Linked DNA regions of Homo sapiens: region 2 is linked to region 1. The links are chromatin loops, found by intact Hi-C in ENCODE. Cell type or tissue: MCF 10A. All regions are shown on one strand. Links, peaks and the distances in the headings refer to the core of each region. The heading gives the core; the rest is flanking DNA. Region 1 overlaps GALNT10 (polypeptide N-acetylgalactosaminyltransferase 10). Region 2 holds the start of LOC107986465 (a long non-coding RNA gene).

What was found. Peaks named below come from ENCODE experiments on the same cell type or tissue, not always from the same donor. Only the 100,000 strongest peaks of a DNase experiment are listed, where the experiment ranks them.
Region 2: a loop joins it to region 1, with 2.4 times the contacts of the local background. A loop is called at or near these places in 3 of 110 quality-filtered maps.

The regions. Positions count from the first base shown.
Region 1 is chr5:154,305,657-154,315,846 of GRCh38, reverse strand. All of the region lies in intron 3 of GALNT10 (polypeptide N-acetylgalactosaminyltransferase 10), which reads right to left. Among named protein-coding and RNA genes, the nearest start is that of MIR1294, 36 kb to the left of the region's middle. In MCF 10A, for the core only: no CTCF peak of the experiment used is centred there; DNase peaks (open chromatin) are centred at 4,216, 5,866 and 6,276.
Region 2 is chr5:154,215,269-154,225,458 of GRCh38, reverse strand. The region is part of intron 1 of GALNT10 (polypeptide N-acetylgalactosaminyltransferase 10); the gene reads right to left. It overlaps LOC107986465 (a long non-coding RNA gene), which reads right to left and starts at 7,303. Exons shown (of 2, transcript XR_001742939.1): 1 at 5,768-7,303; 2 at 3,026-5,401. RefSeq lists enhancers at 5,656-6,160, 6,161-6,667. In MCF 10A, for the core only: no CTCF peak of the experiment used is centred there; DNase peaks (open chromatin) are centred at 3,788 and 4,608.

The DNA of each region.
Region 1 (10,190 bases), core at 1,269-9,268:
GTACCATCTTGGTCCAACAAGGAATTTATATGCTGATCAGGTCAGTCATGGGGCCTACCTTGCCCATGCCTTCCCTTCTGACAGAAATGACCAAGCCCACAGCCCTGGCTGAAGAAGGAGTCCTGGGTGGGCTCTATGATTGCCCCTTACCTGGCCACAGTTGTTTAGGGCAGAAGCAGAACTCTGACTCAGGGCCGCCAATCCATTGACTTGCCAGGGGTCAATGGCCTTGCAAGAAATCTGTGCCCAAATGAGGCTCACCAGACCAATCAAATTCTCTTTCTTGAGGACACAACCTTGATGTATGGAAAGAATGTCACAGAGCTAATGAGGGGAGCAGACAGAGCTACACAGAGGAGAGCTAAGGCCTCTTAATGGTGGAATCCAGAAATTCCTGGTGCTGAGGAGATCATAAGAGAACCTGGAGGCCAGCCTTGGAAAAATTTCCCCTTTCAGGCACTAAGAGGCCTGTCTGTGCCGTGGCTCCACCTCCTTCCCCTGCGGGGCTTGGCTGTGTGGCCTTTCTCACATTCCACCTAGAAAACATTCCCATTTCCCTCTATTGCCCGTGATTCCTTGCATGGGATACTCCATTAGCTGAGGTAACCATGAAGCCAAGGAATTCTGTCCTATCTCTAAATCTGTTCCCTGGATTAAAAAACCAAGAGTAAGCATCCAAAAGTTGTACTACAGCTGAATCAATTATTTTTATTTTTTTTTGATTGTGAAAATAATTGGATTCTTTTAGAGTTAAGATTTCTAAACTTCAGAAGTACCACTAATATGGAAACCTGGACTTCCAGGTCATAGACACTGAGACTGCTAGGACACACTGTTGTTGTTCTACACGATTTGCAAGGCCCTATCAACACTGAACCAACTGGGCCATCATGACATTAAGAGCAATTACTTGTAGTTCACAGCACTTCACCATCTCTATGCTCTGCACATTGTGGCAAATTACTCTTCAGCAATTTCAGTCTTTTTTTTTTAAGGAAATTATCATTTTAAAAATTGTCAAGTGACTCTTGTTTGAAAGCTTTTAGTGCTTGGACTCCTAGATAAACAATCATCTTCTGGAAAGGGGTACCACTTTAGCACTTTCACATGGTAACCAAATCCAACATACCCCCCTTTGCCAAGCAGATGACAATTTTGGATTTTCCCTTAACGAGATGGAGCTGGTTGGGAGCTGGTTTGTATGTTGTGGGAGGCGGGGAGGCAGATAGGCAGACGCCAGCATCTCTTTGGGTTGAGGACCAAGGCAGAAAGCCAACTACCATTCCCAGGCCACATACGGAGCTTTAACCTGAAAGGCCAATCAGAAGCAATGAATATTAAGTCTGGAAAGCCTGACTCTCATATCATTTGTGCTCCTTGGTTTAAAGATGAGGAAACTGAGGTCTAGAATGAGGAGGGACCTTCCCAGGGTCACAGAGGGAGACAGCATATCCACATCTCAAACAGTGGCCCTTGGTCCAAGGGTAAGAATTCTAGGAAGGGCACTTCCTTGGGATGCAACTACAGGTGTGGTGAGGGAAATGGATAGGCTGAAGAGACACTCAGATCTGGGTTCAAAATCCATGTCTGTCACTTAGTGGCTGGGTCACCTTGGGAAAGTCATAACCTCCCTGAGACTTAGTTTCCTCTTGGGTAAAATACATCCTTCCTGTTAAGGCTGTCACAAGGAATAAAAGAGGTGCCATATGTGAATGCACCTGGTACAGCATCTGGAATGTAAATTTAGTTTCCACTTTACAGAGGCCACGGTATAGGTCATTTTCCAGCAAATGGTGTAAGTTCAAAATTCTAGGATTTTCTCCTCTCTATTCTGCAAAAAGGACAGTCCCTTAAAATATAACATTCTCAGAAAGACTATGTCCAGTCGTCTTGGAGCCATCAAGAAACTGACTAAGTGGAAGTCAGAGACAGCTCCACCAGAATAAGAGGCAGAAACTGAGTCTTAGTGGGTAGAGTGTGAAAAGTCCCTGTTCCCTTTCCCCCATCCTCCCTCGAGCTGCAGACTTAGGCCTTCTCCTGACACATACTGATTGTAAGCCTCTTTCCTCAGCTCAAGGCTCAGGCTCAGCTCTCCAGCCCTTCTCTACCCTCCTCTCGGGGATGAGACAGACATGAGCTTTCTCTTTAACACAGTCTGACTGGAATAAAAGGACCCAAAAGATTACTTGACAACGTGTGCCAAGGCTGACATCTTTATGAAAGCCCTTTGCCATTCAGGGGATGCTTTGCTGAGAGCCAGCCAAACCCACCTGCTAGTCCCTGTTCAACAGACAGCTAAGAAACACACAGAGGTTTATTCTTATTATTCATATTGTTAATTATAAACCTCAGCAGTATCAGTTTGCCACTAGTTGTGCACCCCCTGACTAGGACCAGAGATTTCAGGTACAAGGAGTGTTTAAAGGATCTTGGTTTGTGCTTTCTTTTCCTTCCTTTTGAACTTACATTTTGGGAACTGTTTTATTTAGGTCATATCTAGTTTTAAGATGGTTATAAAAACAGTACCTTTTTTTTTTTTTCAAGAGTCTCGCTCTGTCACCCAGGCTGGAGTGCAGTGATGTGATTTCAACTCACTGCAACCTCTGCCTCCCAGGTTGAAGCAATTCTCCTGCCTCAGCTTCCTAAGTAGCTGGGACTATGAGGCACTCACCATCACGCCCGGCTAATTTTTGTATTTTTCGTAGAGATGTGGTTTCACCATGTTGGCCAGGCTGGTCTCGAGCTCCTGACCTCAAGTGATCCACCTGCCTCGGCCTCCCAAAGTGTTGGGATTAAAGGCATGAGCCACCGCACCCAGCCTAACAATAACATTTTAAAAAAATCTAGTGACAGTTTCTTCACACTGCTGTCCCACATGATAAAATTTTTGGCCCTCCTACAGATGTAACATGCAATATATTCCACATACTCAAGCTTTAAACCAAGGATGACAGCAGGAAAGAGGAACTCTAATGGATGAATATGGTGTGCAAGGCACAAAATAACCCTAAGGACCACACCTCACATCCCAGTGAGCTGCCAGCTGCCAGGCAAACATTCCTTAGAAGGAAATGGACTTTAATATCAAGTTTCTTGATGATTCATAAAAGAGGAGAAAAGAAGAAATAAAAATGTAAAGATATGTGTTCCAGGATGTTTTTTGCCACACTTTTTCCAGAAGCAAGGACCTGGAAATGACCTGTATGTCTGTCTACAGAGGAACTGTTGACTAAATTATATTCCTATGGAATATTACACAGCTATTAGAAATATCTTAAAATGTGACCACAATATATTAAGTGAAAAAAGTACTTGTAGAATAAAACACAATAGTACAACCACATTTTTATAAAACAAAACAAAACCCTAAGCCCCATTCATATGTCTCTATATACTGTATAAGCAAAGAAAAAACTATAGAAAGCTACTAAACTGTTACAATTCATTACCCAGGCAGACTTAGGATTGGAGCGTAAAGTGGGGGGATAGAGAGGGGAGAGGGACTATTGATTTCTTCCCCTGAAAGGTGTGGAGAAGGAGGCTTCCAATCAAGAAAGAACTATGTTCTCTTCTATGTAACAGTGCTCCTAAGCTAAGCTGTTCTGCTTGTCTTATCATCACACTGCCCTTGATACCATCTTAATGAAGGGAGAGAACTGATAATCACTCTTATCTTCCAGTCATTATTTTCTTTTTGCTTAAACCCTTTCAAGGCCAACACCACTTAGAAATCAAACTCATCTCTGTAACCAATTTTGCTGAATGCTATTTATCTGCTCCTGGACAAGAACATATTACCTTCTGCATGGTGAATGCGATGCATGCAGAGGAGTCGGCTGGTTGTGTTTGCTGGATTTATGTAGCAAATACCACTCACTAGGCCTGGTCCAAGTACCTTCATGGACAGAGGATTCAGATTTAAAAACGTTTCCCTCCACCGGGTACGGTGGCTCATGCCTGTAATTTCAGCACTTTGGGAGGCTAAGGTGGGCAGATCAACTCAAGGCCAGGAGTTTGAGACCAGCCTGGCCAACATGGTGAAACTCCATCTCTACTAAAAATACAAAAATTAGCCTGGTGTGGTGGCGTGTGCCCATAGTCCCAGCTACTCGAGAGGCTGAGCATGAGAATTGCTTCACCCTGAATGGCAGAATTTGCGGTGAGCTGAGATTGCATCACTGCACTCCAGCCTGGGCAAGAGAGTGAGAATCTGTCTTAAAAAAAAAAAAAAAAGTCTCCATTCTCTGTGAGACACGGGTTTCAGGTCTCAGGTCTCAGGTCTCAGTCTGTGTATGATGCAATAGAAAAAACACAGGCTTGGATCTAGGTCGAGCCTTCTTTGCCTTCTACTAGCAGTGTGAACTGGAACAAAGGGCTGAGGTTCTCTGAGGTTTAGTTTGTGCATCTGTAAAATGGAGCTAGTGATGTTCCCCATTTGACACAATTGCAGAGAGGCTAAACCACAAAATAGTTGTAACAGTTTGTAAACCAGAAGACAATGTTGAGTATAAAAGAAATAAATCATCATCACACAACAATTCTGAATAGGAACAAGTAAGATACAACTGGCAATGTGTTCAGCACAATGCCCGGTACATCGATAAATAAATAGGAGCACTCGACAAATGGTACATGTTGTTATTAATGGAGAACACAGCATCCATTTCTAGAAGACTCAGAAAATGCATCTGTTTGCAGAAATAATAAAAAGAAAACAAGCCACACATCCAGTCACATAGATGTAAGTGGCTTTTATCTAGCATAAATTGTAGGGAGTAGATGCCCATATAATTTTTAGTTGATAGGCAGCCATTTTGCTGTAGATTATTTATCTTCACAATTTCAACTTCAGGGCTGAATTCACTGAACTCTTTTAAAAATTAGAGAAAAGAAGTCAATGTAAGAAATGTTATTGGCTGCATTTTATTTTAAGGTATATGAGCACCTTTAAATCTCAATATTAGGTCCAATGGATCAATAACTGTTATCGTGGAAGAAACACCACTGTTCAGAAGGGAGTCATTTAATTTCAAAGGAGAAGAGCTGATTTAAGTCTCCTAAAAAACCAGTGATGTGGCCAGGCACGGTGGCTCACGCCTGTAATCCCAGCACTTTGGGAGGCTGAGGTGGGCGGATTACCTGAGGTCAGGAGTTCCAGACCAGCCTGGCCAACATGGTAAAACCCTGTCTCTGCTGCAAATACAAAAATTAGCCAGGTGTGGTGGGTGGTATGCGCCTGTAATCCCAGCTACTTGGGAGGCTGAGGCAGGAGAATTGCTTGAACCCAGGAAGTGGAGGATGCAGTGAGCCGAGATCACGCCTGCACTCCAGCCTGGATGACAGAGCGAGACTCTGTCTCAAAAACAAAACAAACAAACAAACAAACAAACAAACAAAAAAAAAAACAAAAAAAACCCAGTGATGGTCCAAAAAAAGAAAAACCTAGATTTTTTCCTTTCCCAGCTTACAAATCATTCCATCTACAGGCCCTCCCCTCCCACAACAGCCTCGCTAACAACCTACCAAAACAGGGAGGCTGCATTGCTCTTGAACTCTGAGTATCTCTGGGGCACTAATCTTATACTGAAGTACTCCATTATAAAGGTGTCAGGCGAGCTTGCTCTACCACATGAATCATGATAAAAAGGGTAAAAACTGCTAATAAGTACTAAATAGTCTTTGAAGCCTGTCTCTATTCTATGGAGGGTCTGACAAGCCACTCTGCACCATGGGGTGGGGGCGGGTGCAGACTCCCGTCATTCATTCCCAACAAAAAGGGTGGAAGGTTATGGGTACCGCTCTCGCCATAACCTGAACGCTGACCACAAACTCCATTACACTGCACGCCACAGACTACGTCCGGTCTTGGGTCATTTTTAGGCTTACTATCTGTTATGCCTCAGGCATTTCCTGATATTCTAGGAAGGTGAGTTAATTAAAACCACAATAAAAACACAGCAACTCAGAAAAAAATCTTGTCACTATTTCCATTTTTCACAACACAAATGAGATCATTTATTCAACTGCCTACTTGACATTGACATTTGGATGTGAAACAGTGTCGCAAACTTGTCTGCAATCAAAATCGTGATTTTCCCCAAAATTGCTCTTCCCAAAGTCATCTCCATTCCTGCAGATGGCAACTCCATCTCCCCAGCTGCTCTGGCCAAAAACCTTGGCATTATCCTTGGCTTCTCTCTTATTCTCATATCCACATTCTTGTAAGTAAATCCTGGCACCTCCATCTCCACCTTCCAAGTATGTCCAGAATTCAGCCATGGCTACTCCACTACTCCTACTGTGGACTGACTCACTCTCACGCTCCCCTGCCTTGCTGTTAACATACTCCTAACTAGTCTCCCTGCTTCCACCCTTGGCTGCCTACAGTCTATTCTTAAAATAGCAACCAAAGTGATCCTTTTAACATGAAAATCAGATCATGTCACTCTCTGTTCAAAACCTTCCAGTGGCATCCCGTCTTAGTCATTTTGGGAAAAGCTCCAGCCCCACTACAACCCGACCACCACCCAGACACCTCTCCAGCCTAACTTCTCATCATTCACATCATCAGGCTCCAGCCACACTGGCCTCCACAAGCCAGGCACAGTGGTCTCAGGGCCTTTGCATTTGCTGTTTCCTCTGCCTGCAGTGCTCTTCCCCTGGTCAACTTTCCTGCTAGGCCTCTCACCACTTCATAGCTCTGTTCATATGCCATCTTATCTGACAGCACTTCCCTGACCCCTGAAATAAAATCTACCCCATTCTTATTATTTTTTCTACCCTTTATCCTGTTAATCTTTTTTCCCCACATCACTTATTGCTATCTAAAAAATCAATCCATTTATTTGTTTGTTTATATTATGACTCTCCCACCCCTACCCCCAGTGGAATGTAAGCTCTAGGAGGGAAGGAGATTTTGACTATTTGCTCATTGCTGATTCCCTAGGACCTAGGCCATACAGTAAGCACACAAAATAGACACTCAATAGATATTTGCTGAATGAATAAATGGCTTTCAGAGACAGTTTTAAGTGACTAATATGCTTGAAATCTCTTCAAGACAGGGACTATCTCTTGATCATTTTAGCATAATAAGCCTGAGTAAGGGCTGGCTGCATTTCAGATGAGCTGCAGACTGGAGGTGGAAGGGTAGAAAGGAGCCCATAACAAACACACAGTTACCGTAGATAAAGTTCCTGATCTAGTTAGCTCTGGATACGTCAGTTGGGTGGGCATGCAAAGCAGGAGCCCGAGAGCACAGGCAGCAGCTCTGCCAACAGCTTCTCCTAGTTCTCAGGGTCTCCGACAGGGATGCACAGCTGGTGATGCCACGTGGGGCAGGAAAGCTCAATTCTTGTTACATCCCTGCCCTTTCTTGCCCCAGGCTTACATCACCATTCGAGAAGACTTCCTTTCTGCTATGGGAATATTTATGAACATCAAGTTTTCTACTCCTCGAGCCAAACTCAGCATCACCAAGGCCACATTATTATGGGGGCAAGTGGGTGGTCCCTGAATAGGACCTCAGCCACCAGCTCTGCTAGGCCCAGGATGCTATTCCCTCACAGTCCACTCCCTCCTTCTGATTCCCCACCATTTTATCTGGGTGTTTTGAATGCCGCAATGGTTGGCAAACCATGGTAACAAATCCCTTTCCAACTACATTCTACCCCACAATTATCTTTTAAAAGATTTAAACAATAAGAAAAATAGCATATATTTACCCACGTGGCTACTATTTGCAGTGATCTTTATTCTTTGTGAATAAAGATACCAGACAGAAATAATAAAAAAAAAAGATACCAGATAGAAATAGAGATCTTTATTCTTTGTGAATAAAGATCTCTATTTCTATCTGGTATCTTTTTTTTTTTGGAAGATATTTTCACTGGGTATAGAATTCTAGGTTTTTCTTTTCATACTTTATTGTTATTATTTTTCACTAAACATACAACCCTGCTCAGGGTGTACCTGTGTGACTTTGGCACACCTCTTTATCCTTTGATCTTCTAGTTGCTGACCTGAAGAAAAGTGAATAATGACGATGATACCACCTGCCCAACCCATTCATGAGGGATATTGGTCTGTAAAATTCTTTTTTTGTAATATCTTTGTCTGATTTTGGTATCAGGATAATGCTGGTTTTACAGTGAGTTGGAAAGTACCCCGTCCTCTTTAATTTTGGGGAAAAATTTGTATAGAATTATTTCTTTTTTTTTTTTTTCTTGAGATGGAGTCTCACTCTGTCGCCCAGGCTGGAGTGCAGTGGTGCGATCTCGACTCACTGCAAGCTCCACCTCCTGGGTTCACGCCATTCTCCTGCCTCAGCCTCCCGAGTAGCTGGGACTACAGGCGCCTGCCACCACGCCTGGCTAATTTTTTGTGTTTTTAGTAGAGACGGGGTTTCACCATGTTAGCCAGGATGGTCTCAATCTCCTGACCTCGTGATCTGCCCACCTCGGCCTCCCAAAGTGGGATTACAAAGCTGGGATTACAGGCGTGAACCACCACACCCGGCCAGAATTATTTCTTAAATTGTTGAAATAATTCATCAGTGAACCCATCTGGGCCTAAAGTTTTCTTTATGGGAAGGTACTTAACTACACTGTCAATCTCTTCAATAGATATAGGACTATTCAGGTTGATCGTTTCTCCTTAAGTGAGTTTTGGCAGTTTGTGTCTTTCAAAGAATCTGTCATTTCAGCGAAGCTGTTAGATGTTTTGGCACAAAGTTGTTCAGAATATTCCTTTATTATTCTCTTAATAGTTATAGAATCTATAGTTATGTCATCTCTCTCATTCCTGATATTGGTAATTTTTGTCTTCTTTTTCTCTTTTTCTAGCTGGTTAGATGTTAATCAATTTAATTGACCATTTCAAAGTGGTAAATGTTTCATATCCACTTGAAAATAATGTGTATTCTGCTCTTATTGGTGGAGTGTTCTATAAATATCAATTAGGTTATATTGGTTGACAGTGCTGTGAGAGTCTACTATATCCTTGCTGATTTTCTGTCTATCTGTATTACCAGTTATTGAGACAGAGGTGTTGAAATCTCATAATTTCATAATTGTGGCTTTTTAAATTTCTCCTAAGTTTTTTTTGTTGTTGTTGTTGTTTTTTGACCAGCTTTTGGTTTCCTTGATTTTCTGTTTCATTGATCCCTGCTTTGCCCTTTTTCACATCCTTTCTTCTGTTTACTGTGATTAATTTGCTCTTCTTTTTCTAGTTTCTGAAAGTGGAAGTTGATGTCATCAATTTTAGACCATTCTTTTTTTCTAACATAGGCATTAATGCTACAAATTTCCCCTTATGTAGTAGTTTAGTGACATTCCACAAATTCTGATATATTGTGTTTTCATTATCATTCAGTTAATAATACTTTCTAATTTTGTTTTTGATTTCTTTTTTGACCCATCTGTTATTTACATGTAAGTAATATACTTTCTAATCGTTTGGAAAGTTTAAAAGGATTATTTTGTTATTGATTTCTAAGTTTAATTTCATTGTGGTTAGAGTGATACTTTGTATCACTTGAATCCTTTTAAATTTATGAGGACTTGTTTTCTGGCCCAAAATATAATCTATCTTGGTAAATGTTTCATATCCACTTGAAAAGAATGTGTATTCTGCTCTTATTGGTTGGAGTGTTCTATAAATGTCAATTAGGTCATATTGGTTGACAGTGCTGTGAGAGTCTACTATATCCTTGCTGATTTTCTGTCTATCTGTATTACCAATTATTGAGAGAGAGGTGTTGAAATCTCATAATCTCATAATTGTGGCTTTTTAAATTTCTCCTTATAGTTTGTTGTTGTTGTTGTTTTCTGAGATGGAGTCTCGCTTTGTCACCCAGGCTGGAGTACAGTGGCGCAATCTCGGCTCACTGCAGCTTCTGCCTCCCAGGTTCCAGTGATTCTCCTGCTTCACCTTCCTGAGTAGTTGGGATTACAGGCACGTGCCACCATGCCTGGCTAATTTTTGTATTTTTAGTAGAGACAGGGTTTCACCATGTTGGTCAGGCTGGTCTGGAACTCCTGACCTCAGGTGATCCGCCCTCCTTGGCCTCCCAAAGTACTAAGATTACAGGTGAGAGCCACTGTGCCCGGCCTCTCCTTATAGTTTTATCAGTTTTTGCTTCATGTATTTTGAAGCTCACTGATTAAGTACATAAACATTTAGGATTGCTA
Region 2 (10,190 bases), core at 701-8,700, 90 kb after region 1:
TGATCATTCCACTGCACTCCAGCCTGGGCGACAGAGTGAGACCCTGCCTTTAAAAAAAAAAAAAAAGGCCGGGCGCAGTGGCTCACGCCTGTAATCCCCAGCACTTTGGGAGGCCGAGGTGGGCGGATCACGAGGTCAGGAGATCGAGACGATTCTGGCTAACAGGGTGAAATCCCATCTCTACTAAAAATACAAAAAATTAGCCGGGCATGGTGGCGGGTGCCTGTAGTCCCAGCTACTTGGGAGGCTGAGGCAGGAGAATGGCGTGAACCCAAGAGGCGGAGCTTGTGGTGAGCCGAGATTGCGCCACTACACTCCAGCCTGGGTGACAGAGCAAGACTCTGTCTAAAAAAAAACAAACAAAAAAACCCCAAAAAGGCCAGGTGTGGTGGCTCACGCCTGTAATGCCAGCACTTTGGGAGGCTGAGGTGGGTGGACTGCTTGAGGTCAGGAGTTCAGGACCAGCCTGGCCAAAATGGTGAAAGCCCATCTCTACTAAAAATACAAAAAATTAGCCAGGCATGGTGGTGCACACCTGTAGTCCTAGCTACCCAGGAGGCTGAGGCAGGAGAATCACTTGAACCCGGGAAGTGGAGGTTGCAGCGAGCCGAGATCCTGCCACTGCACTCTAACCTGGGAGACAGAGCGAGACTCCATCTCAAAAAAAAAAAAAAAAAAAAGAAGTGAGCTTCTTGTAGACAGAGACTGTGTTCTGTTGTCCACTGTATCTTCAGTATCTACCACAATGTCTGGCACATATTAACATATTAGATACTCCATAAATATCAAATGACTGTTTATAGAATGAATAAATGTTTGGATGAATGAATGGTAAATGAATGAATCTGGTTAGCTTAATGAATGAATAAATAAATGTACAAATAGTATAAAACTTCATTTTAGCCAAAAGTTTCTGCCTTTTCCAGGAACCACCTCATTTATCAGAATTAGCTAACAAATTACAAGCTGGACAAATTGAGTTTCTCTCTTCTCCCTTGTTACGTCTGAGAGCAATGAAGTATGCAAAATACAGATGGACGAGGAAGAAGGAGGAAGCAAGAGACTGGGTCAAATTAGTCCCAGATTATAGAAGAATTGATAGAATAAGAATGATGAATGGGGAAGGTGGCTACTACTTTTGGATTATGTATTTATCCTTTCTTGTCCATTTCTGTGGCTAATGACCTAGCTGGGGGCCCCAACACTTACAGTGGGGACCACAAGATCCCCAACGGTTCTCTGTACCTCCTCTACTTCCTTGTCCTTCTAGGACACACAACCTTCTATAATACTTCCCCTCCCCGCTGCTCAAATGCTTCAGTGGATCACTATTGCCTCTGGAATCAAATTCAAACTTCTAAGCCCAAATTTCAAGGACTTTTGAGAATAGATTTTAATCGCCTTTTCTCTCTGTTCCCCTTAAGGAAAATGAGGCTATAGTCAACAGATCCCAGGACCATTCCCACCTCTGCATCATTACTTATGCTGCTCCCTCCAATTGTTCTGCTGTTGTTGTTTAGTTTTTTAGTTTTTTTTTTTGAGACAGGGTCTTGCTCTGTCACCCAGGCTGGAGTGCAGTGACGCGATCTCAGCTCACTGCAACCTCCACCTCCTAGGATCTGGTGATCCTCCTGCCTCAGCCTCCTGAGTAGCTGGGATGACAGGCCTGCACCACCACGCCCAGTTAATCTGTGTATTTTTAGTAGAGATGAGGTTTCACCATGTTGGCCAGGCTGGTGTCAAATTCCTAACCTCAGGTGATCCACCCGCCTCAGCCTCCCACAGTGCTGGGATTACAGGTGTGAGCCACTGCACCCGGCCTGCTCCCTCCAATTGTTATTCCCTTTCTGTCATCTTTGTTGCCAAGGTTAAGTACATCCTTCAAGGCCTAGCTCAAATGCTAACCCCTTCATGGTGCTTTCTGGCACAGAGCCAAAAATAAATGTTCACTTCTTGCTCTACAATGCTCTGTTTATAACTTGCTTATAGTTCCTTAATACAGTCTACCTTATACTAGAGAGGCAATTTAGCCCAAAGGTTAAGAATGGGGCCTTCAAAGTCAGACAGTATTGGGATTGAATCCAGGTCCCCCATGTCCTAGCTGTACGAACTGGGGAAGTGACTTAACTTCTCTAAGCCTGTTTCCACATCTGCCAAATTAAGACAATCTACCTCAGAGGGTTGTTCTGAGGATTATCAAGCCAATAAAGCAGATCACGCATGCAATAATGATTAGTATTAGAATGCATGCCTTACGCCTCTCCCTCCACAGATGAGGGCATCCTGAGAACAGTGTCCATGTCTGATTATGTCTGTACCTTTCCTTCCATCTCTTCTAGCACCTAGTACGGTGCCCTACACAGTGTTTTTCTCAAATTATGCAAAATAATATCCAAACTCAGAGTTAATATGATAAATATTCATGTTGGTACCACATTCAGGTTCCACGGGATTCTTAAGGTTTACTACATTTGTTAAATTTCAATGTCTTACTTATCCCTGGAAACCCCATATGCTCTAGATTTTGCCAGATGATACTGATACCTTATTAGGAAAACAAAAAGGCAAGCCACAGATTGGGAGAATATATTCACAAAACATATATTAGACAAAAGACTTGTAGGCAGAATACATAAAACATTCTTAAAACTCAACAAGACAATCCAATTAAAAAATGGCAAAAGATTTTAACAGATACTTCACAAAAGACATAAAACGGCCAATAAACACATGAAGAGATGCTCTTCATGGCAGAATGTAAATTTCATGTGAGACATTAAGATGTCACTTCTTCACATCTACCAGAATGGCTAAAATTAAAGACTGACCATTCTAAGTGTTGGTGAGGATGCGGAGCAGCCAGACTCTTATACACTGATGGTGGGAATGCAACATGATACAGCCACTTTGGAAAACAATTTGGCAGTTTCTTAGAAAGATATATATATACCATACAATCCAGCCATTCCATTCCTAAGTATTTACCCAAGAAAAACAAAAACATATATATACACAAAGACTTGTATACAAATGTTTATAACAGCTTTATTTGTAATAACCCAAAGCTAGAAACAATCCAAATGTCCATCAACAGGTAAATGAATAAATGAATTAGTCTATCCATGTAATGGTCTACTACTCAGCAATAAAGAATGCACTGTTGATACACACAAGAACATGGATGAATGTCAAAAAGCATCATGCTGAGTAAAAAAAAAAAAAACAGGCAAAAAGGAACACATACTATATTATTCCTTCAATACAAATTTCTAGAAAATGTAAACTCATCCAGAAAGACAAAAAGCAGGCAGGTGGTTATTAGGGGACACAGAGAGGAATGGGTAACAAAGGGGCACAAAGAACCTTTTGGAGGTGATAGAAAGGTTCATTCTCTTGACTGTGATGATGGCTTCACAGGTTTATATATATGTTAAAATTGATCAAGTTGCACACTTTTAAAATGTGCAGTTTATTGTAATTCAAATATACTTCAACTAAGCTTCACGGAAAAAAAAGTACCAATACTTAAAAAAAAAATCCTTTAAAAAACAAGCAGGCAGTCCACTGGCAAAGTAAGCAAGGCCTCAAGTTGGTCTGAAAGCTGCTACTGTAAGCGCGGTGTCAGCATAAAGAGTGGCAGGAAGGCCAAGAAGCAGGAAGCTAGGCAGACAGGCCTCAAGTCGCACTGCGGAGTGCTGTAAATGTGGCTTGAAGATGACTGGCTTTTTGAGGTTGCCTTCGTGGCAAAACTAATTTCTTCAGTACCCAAGTCCTGGCAGTCCAATACTTAGAGCCTGAGAGAGATGTCAGGTTGCATTCCTGTGGTTTTTTTTCCTTTTCCTGTGTTCACTGTGAAAGTGATTCCTGGGTGCCTGTGAAGCCTTCACCCAAAAGCAGGCTTATAATGGTGAAATTTCAGGCATGGCTGGAGGCCTAAAGACACAGATCCTTGGGGAATAGGAGCGGCTGAGTTTTAGAATGGCTCCAGGCAGGAGCTCTGTGCAGGATGTGCAGACTCAGTAAGGCACAACTCAGGGGCACCCTAACCCCCGGAGCGGTGCAGGGAGGATACCCCTCACCCCAGAGCCCCTGGGAGGCAGAATTCCCTGCTCCAGTCATATAGGAAGGATGGGGCCTTCCCAGTGCTCCCTTCAGCAAATATTATTTTAAGAGAAGAGCTAAAAAATGAAATGTCAGTGGAGCAGCCGAGGGACATAACTACCTATTCACCCACGTACCCTGATTCTAGCCCTTGTCTGTTATAACATTACCTTATATTATAAGAGTGCGTCTATCTAGAAGTCCCTTAACCTCCCGGTGTCCTGACTTGCCCATCTGTTGAATAGGAGGAAAATCCCTACCTATTTCATTTATCTTACTTGTGAAGGACAAAAGTGCACATAACCCTGAGAATCCTGGAACAGAGGGGTCAAACTGGCAGGTCACAATCAAGACCCTGCAGGCACAGATGGCTTTATTTGGCCTGCATGATATTTAAAACTCAGGACAGTCCATATTTTTAAAAATCCACAAGTCTGTCTTTTCTTGAAAAATCAGAAGAAGGATCTGGCCTTGCTGGACCCACATTCCCAAGCAATTGGCTGGAGCTGAGTAATGACTGACTCATTCAGGTCACTGGCTTGGTCCTGTGGCCATTTGTGTTCACCCCAGAGTCTGTCAGAAAGGTACCTGGACTTCTTCTAGTCCAGACCACTCCTCACCCAGGACATTCTGTGACAGCCCCATCAGATGGCTCCAGCTTTGAACATTTCTCTTGCTGTGGGAACTCCCTTTTAAGGATGCTTATTTGCAGGATTCCATTTGCTTGGAAGTTCTTTCACATATTCCAGCGGAAGGTCTGTCCTGGTAACTTCCACCCTCAGGTCCAGGTCTACTTTCCTTGCAAGCCTACCCACCCCTATTTCAGCACTTCTGGCATTTACAGCCACTGAGTTTCCTCCATGGAAACCTAAATGTGCAGTTTCTTCAGCCCTTCCCTTGAGACATAATTTCCTGATCCCTTGGTGTCCTGGCGCTTTGAACATGCTCCACTTTATCTGTGTCAAATGTGGGTTCTTCCTTCCCATTTTGTCCCAGTGAGCAGGTTGAATTAATTAGTAACTCATGTTCCTGCATGGTGGCTCTCTGGCGGGCTTCAAAGGGAGGCAGTGTCACTGAGTACTATAAGCAATACTAAATATGTTGTCAGTTTTAGTCTCAACATCCCAAATGATAAAAATAGATCTCATGGCATCAGACAGGATAATTCATCTTCTCTAAAAATCATTTCCAAAACAAAAATGAAACATCAGGGATTCCCATGTTTAAAAAATTATGTACGTCTTGGAGTGAAAGTAATTGTTAAAAAATAAGTAGCCCATACTTGGAGGCTAAGCACTTCCTATGGAAAGGAAATAAACAATATGTGAAGATTCGCCAGATCAGATCTGTTTAGGACAAAGGTTAAAACAAAGACAAAAATTCTCCTATGCCTACCATGGTTTTCTTGAAGGTCTACTTTGTGGGAGTGGGAAAAGCATTGGGTGTTCATGTCATCTCATAAATGAAATCTCTCTCCCTCTCTCTCTGTGGTGTGTGTGTGTGTGTGTGTGTGTGTGTGAGAGAGAGAGAGAGAGAGAGAGAGAGCGCGAGAGAGTGTTTGAGATCTTACAGAATTCACTTACTGTCTCTGGATCAGTTATCTGTTTTGTAAAACGTTGGGCTTGGAAAGATCACTGAGAGGTTCTCAAATTTGCATTATAATCACCTGGGCGTGTGCTTGTTAAACATGCAGATTCCCCGGCCCACCCATAGAAATGCTGAATCTGGAGGACTAAGGTGGCACCAGGAAGCCGAAGCCGTTGGCTGGGAGAGTGCCCAGGTGATTCTAGTATGTGCAGGTTTTTCAATCTGGTGGTAACAGCCCATGTCCATTCTTCCATCCATTATTTGGCATGCATTGTGTGGCAGGAGGTGTGCTAGACGCTGGAGGATAGAACAGTAAACTGGTCACACAGGCACAGCCTGAAAGGAGCTCATGCATCTGTAGGGTAGGTGAGGGGAGGCCACCAAGGACATGGATGACTGTCCTGGGATACGGTTAGGACCAAGACATCCATAAGCACAGGACACCACAGGAACCCACTCAGGCTGAGGAGGGCAGGGTGGTCAGGGAAGGCTTGCTGGGGGAGATGATGTCTCAGTAGACACCTGAAGCACGTGGAGGACCTGGCCAGGGAGGCCCAGACTGGCACATTAAGGCCTGGGGACCCAGGTAGAGCACATGTCGGGGAGTAGATGAGCTACATTGGGAGCCAAAGGCGAGCAGGTGGGAGAGCAGGGGACTACGACTACAGATGCGGTCAGAGGCCGGAGCAGCAGGGCCTGAGCAGCCATAGCAAGAAGCTGGATTTTATCCTAAAGTCTAGGGGAGCCGGGGGAGGGCTCTGGGCAGGGTAAGGACATGACCAGATGTGTTTTGGAAAGATCACTCTGGTTGCTGTGTGCAGAATACACTGCAGGGAAAAGGACACAGGAAAACAGAAGAAGAGGCTTCAATAAACAAAGACTCAGCACTAGAGGTGGCCAGTGTGGCGAACAGCACTGACTCTCGGGGAAAGCCAAGGCTTCTGTCTTCTTATTCCAGGTCCCACAGGTATGATTACCTTTTCCTTGCTGGAGAAACTTGGGGCTTACAGAACAGGAACTTCTTCCCATCTACACCCTCTCCCCCCAATTCTGTCTGGGCTGCTTGCTTCTCAGACTCAGAAAGGAAAATGGAAGCTGCCAGGTGGTTTTAACGTATTAACAAAAAGCAAGAAGGTTCTAGAAATGGCTCAGAAGAGAAACACCACTCATGCTTACCCTTTGGGAATATAAATACCACCTTAATAATAACTTACTTGTGGTTAGCACTCTACATTTTACAACACTTTGATCGCCATACCTTTTTGAAGATTCTCATTATGCCTGTGAAATGAATATTCCCATTCTAGAGAAGAGGAAACCAAGGCCCAGAGAGCTTGAGCGACTGGTACAAGGTCACAGGGAGAGCTGGAAACAGCACAGAGGCTGGAATTCATTCCACGGCTCTTCACTGCTATTGATCCCCGAGCCCATGGGACTATAATTAATTAAAATGTCTCTCCTCAGCACTGGAGACAGCGAACTGGAGAATTCAATGAGAATCTCTGCCCAGTGTGGAAGTGTTTCATCTTGAAGTCCTGGGAGGGCTTTTAAAATGAGAGAGGGACCCATGAGGTGGGGAGGGAGGAGGTGCCCCAGGCTTGTTAGAAAATGTCATCCCCACCTGAAAATGCCCACTCCACGAAGGCAGAGGCTGTGCATCTGAGCCCTCTCTGCTCTTGGGCGGTGGGAATAATCCTGGTCTCAGTCGAACAGCAGTGCCCAGGCTGGGGTGGGGAAGCGAGCTGGCAGGAGAAATAGAAGGAAGAAACCACATGGAATGATTCCCTTTCTTCTATCCCTACCCCAACATTTTTATTCAGGTCCAATCAGGGAGTTAAACTGTACAATTTATTTATAGAAAGTACAACAGTCTCTCCAAACACCAAAAAATTAATAGCTATTTTTGAGCTCTTACAATGTGCAAGGCACAAGCCCTCTCCATACAGTCTCCCAATTAATTTTTAGCATAAGTCTAGGCATCATCCTGAAGGTCCACATGGCTGTTACAAATGACAGAACCAAGATTCAACTCAGGCCTTCCTTACTGCAGGGCCTGCGCTGACCTGCTTGAGAGGGCAGGGGCCCCTCACCACACTTGTTTTGGTGACAGGGGTGTGGACAGGAAGAGGGATGCATCTGGCTCTGTGCATGTGGGAACTTTCATTGATTTTAATTCATCTGGGAGGCAAGCTGGAACTCTCTCCATCTCTTCCACTACCTGCTTTCTTGAGACGAGACAGGGACGCGGTACTAAAGAGTGAAAGAGCTCAGATAACAGCCCCACAGAGAAGAGGCAGCAGAACCTCCAATTCCCACAGCACTCAAGTGCCCCCAACCACCCTCTCACTGTCTCCCTTGCCCCTCACAACAAACCCTGTAAGGCAGGAAGGGAGATGTAAAATTCCCATTTTCCACAAGAGGAGCGTGATCTGCCAGGGGTCATGGAACACACAGATCCTGGAGCTCCATGGGCATCTCTCAGAGGGCAAACAAGGCTTTAGGCGGAAGCCACTGTAGCGCACAAAAATTGGGAAGGGTGGGAGTAGTGTCAGAGAGGTCTACCCAGACAGACGGAGAGGGTGGAAAAGAGATCTAGTGAAAGGAGGAGGAAGGAAGTGGGGGCTGCCTGACCTCAGAGGTTGAGGGATGATCTAATTTATCATCCAAGGCTTTCGATAACTGCTGGAGTGATTTTTATGGGCAAATGGCTCAACAAATCTCTAAGCACATAGGAAACAATTGAATAGGAGGTAAAAGGTAACAACGGTCTCATAATTAAAGCAGTGCTTCCCGGGGTTGGGCAGAGGGAAGCATTTCTCACACTGGAGGATAGGAGAGGAGATTTTTTTTTTCATAAGTTGACACAATCTACAAAAGTAAAAGCTGCCAGGGTCTACTCACAAGTAAAAAGCAATTGCTGAGATGTGAACATGACAATATAAAGGTTGTTGCCAGTAAGTAGGCCTTCTTGTGCAAATACGATCTTGTTATATAGTCCACCTGGAGTACAATTTAATAAATAAATAATGATGGACTAGAAGGAATTCCCAAACAACTGAGGAATGCCAGTTTCATGTTCTCTGAGAAGCTGGTAGGTTTTCAGTGAGTGAAGTCTTTCAATTGGTAAGACTTGGAGGTGCATTTTATGATTACAAATTTCTAATTTTCAAATTAATAACATTTATTTACTGAAAATTAACCAACGAGGACAATGAGGTTGTTCTGATGAACACAAATAATCTGAACTCAGGAATTGGAGACAACAGCTTGCAGCTTACATCTGCCTCAAAGTATAGTTTTCTGTTTGGTTTTAGTTGCCCAATGCTAAAAAAAATCTTTTTAATTTAATGGAGAGTTGATGCATTTGATGAATAAGTAGATACATTTTTTTAAAAAACACAGCCTGCCCTATAATCTCAGGATTATCTTCAATTAAACAGATGTTAAAAGAAAAAGCTGGTGACCTTCAACACGTAAAAATGCAGTATATAACACATAGCAGTATTTTTTAAAAATAATATTATTATTATTACAACTTTAAAAAGAGCTAACAATTTGAAACAATGTAAACACTGAAGCATCCATGTGAACTTCCAGAGACAGTTTGTAAAGTGCTGGCTGGGATGATCTCCAAGATCCTCCTGACCCTGGTCTCTGCCTCCTCCCTCACCATAACATCTTGAACAGAAAGCAGTGAAAACATCAGTGGCAGAAGCTGGCATGAAACAAACAGGTTTCCCCTCCACTTCAGAGGGGAAAGAGAGGAGAGAAGAAGAGAAGGTAACAATTACTGCCACAAACTCTACCTTTTCAAATAAATCTTTATATACCTAAAGCTAGATAAACCACCAGCTAAAAAACAGAAAGGTATGCAGATGCTCAGAGCTAAGAGGGCCCTGCCAAGTCCTCCTTCTGCCCCAGGGCTGAAGCCTTACCCCTAATAACTCAGTAGCTTCTGCTACAGAGAACACCAGATCCCCTTGAACAAGTAGTTCAAACACTTTGGAGACTGGCTAACATACCTGCAGCAGCGATGCACACAGATGGCAGATCTTCACAATGCATGCTGTGGCATGTTTATTCATTTTTAACCATGACAGTATTCTTTTGCTGTCTATCTTCAGGAGAAGGAAAATCACTGTTATATCTTAGGTCTAGAAGAACTAAAAGGCAGGGATAATTAGGAAAAAGAAGAAAAGACAGAGGTGGTGACCTCCACATCCCTGGAGCTATTCAAGCCAATACCTAGATAACACCTTTTTTGTTTTGTTTTGTTTTTTGTTTTTTGAGACGGAGTCTTGCTCTGTCGCCCAGGCTGGAGAGTGCAGTGGCGCCATCTCGGCTCACTGCAAGCTCCACCTCCCGGGTTCACGCCATTCTCCTGCCTCAGCCTCCCAAGTACTGGGACTACAGGTGCTCACCACCACACCCGGCTAATTTTTTGTATTTTTTAGTAGAGACGGGGTTTCACTGTGTTAGCTAGGATGGTCTCAATCTCTTGA